2 separate regions of the Mus musculus genome follow, and region 1 is linked to region 2. The links are chromatin loops, found by intact Hi-C in ENCODE. Cell type or tissue: left cerebral cortex. All regions are shown on one strand. Links, peaks and the distances in the headings refer to the core of each region. The heading gives the core; the rest is flanking DNA.

What was found. Hi-C counts contacts between places; a loop is a spot of excess contacts. Peaks named below come from ENCODE experiments on the same cell type or tissue, not always from the same donor. Only the 100,000 strongest peaks of a DNase experiment are listed, where the experiment ranks them.
Region 1: a loop joins it to region 2, with 9 times the contacts of the local background. A loop is called at or near these places in 24 of 42 quality-filtered maps.

The regions. Positions count from the first base shown.
Region 1 is chr9:30,425,333-30,428,241 of GRCm38, forward strand. Snx19 (sorting nexin 19) reads left to right here and starts at 1,997. Exons shown (of 11, transcript NM_028874.2): 1 at 1,997-2,909. The coding sequence starts at 2,236. Gm30933 (predicted gene, 30933) reads right to left here and starts at 1,646. Exons shown (of 3, transcript NR_169179.1): 1 at 1,535-1,646. In left cerebral cortex, for the core only: a CTCF peak has its summit at 1,645 (motif pointing right); a DNase peak (open chromatin) is centred at 1,674; H3K4me3 peaks cover 1,309 bases; H3K27ac peaks cover 622 bases.
Region 2 is chr9:29,660,489-29,663,397 of GRCm38, forward strand. It overlaps a transcript of Ntm not described here. Among named protein-coding and RNA genes, the nearest start is that of Gm15521, 29 kb to the left of the region's middle. In left cerebral cortex, for the core only: a CTCF peak has its summit at 1,163 (motif pointing right); DNase peaks (open chromatin) are centred at 1,167 and 1,467; H3K27ac peaks cover 372 bases.

The sequences.
Region 1 (2,909 bases), core at 324-2,823, 770 kb after region 2:
ATCAACTGTGCTGCAGAATCAGGAAGACACTCTTGGCTACCTCAGAGCTTCAGACCATCTGCTCAGGTGGCACAACGCCCACTGACAAGGTCAGTTCGTTGCTACCCTGCACTTTCGGTCTCATGATGCATGGGAGGTTTTTCTCTGAGCTGCAGAAGCGAAGTCCTAAGTGGTACCATTAGTTCTCCGCCATTTAAGTCTCTGCTGTGACTCTTGCGTGGGCAGCAGGGATATTTACTTCTCTAGAGCATTACTGTCAGGTAACTGTTCCCGGAACAACAGGATAGTTTGGGAGGACAAGACAGGCAGTCTGCAGGTCTCACATTCCTTTCAGTTGGGAGGAGGATACAGTGAAAGGATGTTCACCCTGGCAACATGAATTAGTGCTTTGTAACTCCAGAGATCACCTTGCCTGCCTAGAAACACTTTGATCCTAAACTATATTGTTGGCCTTTGAGGCTGTTAGTTGTCAACCACATCCAATTGTAGATGATGGTTTCCTTTGTATTCAAATAAAGTTATTACCTTGACACCAGCAGTGGAGACAGAAAAGGAAGCTGTAAGATCTCTCTGGTACAGGGTTGTTTTATTTTGCTTGGTTTTTTTTTTTTTTTTTTGCGGGTTGGGGGTTGTTTTGTTTTAGTTTTTGCTTTTTGTTGCTTTGTTTTGTTGTTGTTGTTGTTGGGTTGTTTTGTTTTATTTGGTGAATTTGCCTAAATCCTTCAAGGCTACAGCAGAGGACAGACTGGTAAAGAGCGATGGCATTCATCTGTGTCCAAATGGAAAGGAGAGCCACACTGCAGAGTCCAGAAGGACCAAGGTGGAGGCTTCACACAAAGAAGACATCAATGCTTCTACACATAGCCAGTGCCACTTTCAGATACTGACTTTCTTTGTAGGTCACTCTTTTTGAGTTGACAACTGGCAGATGTGTTCAAAGCAGAACACAGACAGGGGCAAATGTGTTAGAGGGTAAACTAAAAACAAGACGTCTCTTCCTCTGCCTTGCATGCCTATGCACATGGGAAGAAAAGGAAGCCGACAGGCAGAAAAGTCTTCAAGATTCAGCACGAAGGCTATCTTCTTAATGGGTTCCCTTTAACCATTGCGATTCACTAAAATCATTCCAGAACGTACTTAAGATTTTGCAATTCACTATATCTTATAGGGACTCGCTTTACTGAAAGCTGATTTACGTCAAATAAACTCATTCCCCCAATTAGCTTCAAGGGCTACAAGGACCCACTCTTCAAGCCAGTGACTAAACATAGGAAATACTCTCTAGAAACCTGCCCCACATCTTAATACTTACCTTTGACTACTCCGGAAAACAAAAGAGGTGGACTGTGAATTGAGTAGAGTTGGGAGGGGGGTCGGGGGGGGGGGTGGAGTGGGGGTAGAGGTGGGGCGTTCTGGAAGAAGCAAGGAGAATTTTTAAAATCCCTCATCAATCTAGCTCCCAACAGTACGTCTCCAAGGGAATTAAAACAAAGCTCATTACGGAAAGTTTCCCTAAACCTCTAGAGATATTTACAAACAGCACTTTAAAGAGCCTGGGCGAGTATCCGTTTTGGCCCAGGTGAGCACGGGCTCTGGGTTCTCAGCTTAGCAGAGCGGTGTGTACGCCCACCGTCACCACCGCTCCTCACCACCAGGGGGCGTCCGTGGCTCCGATCCACCAGGCCGCTCTCCCAGCGTACCCCGCTCCCGCAGGCCGCGACCCGGAAGCTGTCGCCGGCTGCTAGCCGGCCCGCTGCTCTGTCCACTTTGGAGTTGCGGAGTGTAGTGGCCTGGGCGGCCGGAGCTTGTTGTGGCTGCTGGCCGCGGCGGTCGGAAGGATCCCCACCCCCCCAAGAGTTCGTTCCCAGGGGCGCAGTCTGAGCACGGGTCCCCCAGCGACGTGTGACCCGATCTGCCGGCTGCTGCTTCGGAGTTCGTAAGTGTCCGTGGGCCGCGCGGGGCTGCGAAGAGACTCTCCGCCTGGGCCATGATGGAGGCCGGCAAAGTTTTCCTCATCTCGGCTGGAACAGGCTAGTTGATGGGCCCTGTCGACAGAAGCGAGCGGGAGAAGCAGAGCTTTTTCTGTCGCTCTGCAGTGCCAGTAGTATCGAAGGTCCAGAGTTCACTCAGTAGCAGCTGGACTTGTTCTCTTCGGTGACAGTTCATGCTCCCACTCCTGACACCAAAATAAAATCGGAGGCTGTCATCTGTGGAAACATACCTGTCCTTTCAACCATGAAGGCACAAACAGTGTCCCCTACCCAGGGGACTATCTCCGAGTCCAGTTATGTCCACAGCAATCTATGGAGTAGCCGGAAGCTAATGATCGTGGGGGTCTTGGTGGGCTGGCTACTGGTCATCCACCTTCTGGTCAACATGTGGCTTCTGATCCTTCTATGTGCATCGCTGGTAGCGCTGGGAGGATGGCTGGGCTCCACTGCCATCCTAGGGGCTTCAGGTCAATTGCACCTGGAACGATTCATTACCATCACCACCTGTCCTCCATGTCCCGAGGCAGAAAGGCAGCTGGAACAGGAGATTAACCGCACTATCCAGATGATTATCCGAGACTTCGTGTTATCCTGGTATCGTTCTGTGAGCCATGAGCCGGCCTTCGAGGCAGAGATGGAGGCAGCCATGAAAGGGTTGGTTCAGGAGCTTCGAAGGCGGATGAGCATAGTGGACAGCCATGCTCTTACCCAGAGGGTTCTGACTCTCTGTGGTTGTCACCTGCAGAGCTATATTCAGGCAAAGGAGGCTACTGCAAAGGAGCAGAGCTGTCCAGTTCAGCCCTCCCAGCTGTGGGATGCTTACTGCCAGGTTACAGCTCCCCATCCTGCCATGAGCTGTCCCACCACGGAGGTCACTTATGCACGTGGCATTGTGAACTTGATACTAAAAGAGTTAGT
Region 2 (2,909 bases), core at 109-2,608:
GGGGTTTCCACAGCAAAGATCCTTTGGTCTCACACTACAATAAACACAAAGATGGATCTGGAGGTGGAGGCCCAAGAGGTGGGAGTACCAGTGAAGGCGGAGGTCTGCACACAGGCTAAACATCCAAAAAGACAAAAGACTCCACATATGGAGAGATGGAGAAGGAAAGAGGCACCTTGTGGGGTGCCTGGCTTACCAGAGAGCTTTCATTTCACTGGTGAGTGTATTGGGTTGAGTTTCAAATAAAGGGGAAGATAAAAGATCAAATCCCACGAACAGTTAGCCCGTGTTTTGAAAACTAATCCAGAGCTCAGGGTGATGCCCACTCTCTAAGCTCTGTGACTACCCATCCTTCAGTGAGGTGGGTGGGGGTCCCTGGTAGCATCCTCTCAAAGGGAAGATTTGTGTCTCCTTCTGAGAGTTTCAGAGATGGAGCTTTTCAGGTAAGCAGGCAGGGAACTTAGGCTTGCCAAGTGGGTTCAACGTGGACCTTATTTTGCACCATTGAATGGAAACAAAAGGCTGTTGCAATTCTAATGCAAGGAGTTCCATTCCTAGGTCATTGTCATGGCTTGGCAGCTTCCTAGAGCCTGGCTTTTCCTCAGGGGCTGTCATGGGCCAAAAGAAACTGAGGTGTAACCCTGTTCCCCTGTTCAAGTTCATCATTTTACAAATGGTGAAGCTGAGACCACGACGGCTGTACACACACACACACACACACACACACACACACACACACACACACACAGCAAACTAATCTTTAAGAATGGGTTTCCTATCTTCAGTGCCACCATCTCCTCTTCTGGTATGAAAATGCCTTGAGAAAACAAGAAACTGCAGTTATTTCTCAAAACATTTTAGTTTGAATTCAGGGGATGCCCAAACACGCCTCTCTGCAATGTACCTTCTTTATTGGTAACTATGGGCATGTATACACACACACACAGAGAGAGAGAGAGAGAGAGAGAGAGAGAGAGAGAGAGAGAGAGAGAGAGAGAGAGAGAGAGAGAGAGAGAGAGAGAGAGAGACCAAATACTCATGGAGGAAGAGATAGAGGAGTGAGAAAGGGAAGGAGGGAGGGAGGAAGGGAGGGACAGTAAGAGGGAGGGAAGGAGGGAAAGAAAGAGGAAAAAGAGAGCATTATTTCCTATGGCCACAAGAGGGCGCCAGTACCCCATGCTAGACCTCCACTAAGCTGTACCTGCTGTGTGTATATTTATTTTCAATGAGGTCAGGAGGACCAAGGTTGTAAAATAACATATTTTCACTTGTTTTCCTTCTTCCATCTCAGACATAGCATTTTTCCAAAGTCAATTATCTTCCCAAGATGCTATTTTCCCCTCCCCTTTTCTCTATGCTTTTTCAACCCATCAGTGTCTGTCACCAACAGACTGGGCACAAGGAAGGGCCCTCAAAGGAACCTCCTTTTCCATAACTGGGGATGTCAAGTCCCCGTTCTGGCGTTTTACTTTTAAAAAGCTGTGTTCATGTAACAGCTCTGCTCTCCTGCCTCCAAGGAAGAACTGAGATGGCAGGGATCCAACAGTGACTATAAGAGCTCCTGGATGCTCACATGGGTTCCACCTAGCAAGAACAAATAGCAATTGCTATATTTCCCTATAGGAAACAAACACAATTGCAGCAGCATTCAGAGCCATTCATAATCAGAGGCTTTGTCCATTTGCACAGATAGGTGGGTGACCAGGATTACTATAAGGAGACAGGAAGAAAGTCACTCACCTTCACAGGCGTGAAGACAGACATGGTGGGGGGGGGGGGATAATTAGCACTTCTCAGAAAATATTTCCCTGAGGTGTACAGAAATGCAAGGGGGTGCTGGGCAGATGGGCCTCCTTTCAGGGAGGCTATGATGAGAGGAGGAGGCTACCACCATCTTATAGCTGAATACCAGACCAAGAATATGCCCCACCCACCCACCCACCCAGGAGCCCTGGGTAGCCCTAGTTCCACAGGTTCTCCAAGTGGCCCAGCACTGCAAAGTCTTTAGTGTTTCCATTCTAGAAATTTCCACTAGGCCCCCTGCATGTACCAAGAGTTCTACAAAACTCACCTGATCAAGGCACTCTCATACAGCCTTCTCTGTCACCTGATGGCCCTTGAGACGCAATTCCCTGCCCTATCCTTGCTGATCAAGTCATTGTAGTCAGAGACAATGATATCAGGCAGCTTGAGTCAGACCTTGACAAGAGTCAGTGACATGATGGGGACTATCAGGGGGACTGTAGGGAGTACCAGCTGCCTGGGCAGCCACGCGTCTGCTGGGGTATCACCCTGCTTTCCAAGTCATGTGGAACTGGGCTCATCTGTGGCTTGGAGTGTGTTTGCTGTGTAAGCTTGGGTATGCTGCAACTGTAGCTGCCTTTAGAGGAGCAGCTTGGCTGCCTGCATCCTGAAGGCATGCGAGTGTCTGTGCTCTGCTGCAAGGCCCCCACATTGCAGTTCCTTCTGTCTTCCTCCCATACTTCTGAGGTGTTCATGGGGAAGAGGAACTCACACCCCTGTGGCAGCTACACTCAGACCTGCCCTCCCTTGCCCCAGTCTGCTTCAGATCCACACGATACATTTAGGAGGAAAGAGAGGGTCAACAGCTGAGCATAGCACAGTAAAGAATCACCAGTGTGCTGGGCTATCCACTGCTATGATGCAGATGACAAGGCTAGCTCAGTACCCTGGAGTTGGGTCAAGAAGATGGATCTCTTTATTCCTGAGCAGACTATCTGCTGCTATCCTAGGGAACCAAACCTTCAACCTTTATGTGACTTTCAAAGGGGCTCCAGCCCCCACCAAGGACATTTCATCCACCCACAAAGCCCTCAGGAGACACATTCCTCTGCCACTTTTGACACAATTTCTTCGATCAACCCTTGGTGCCTGGCAATTCTGTCAAT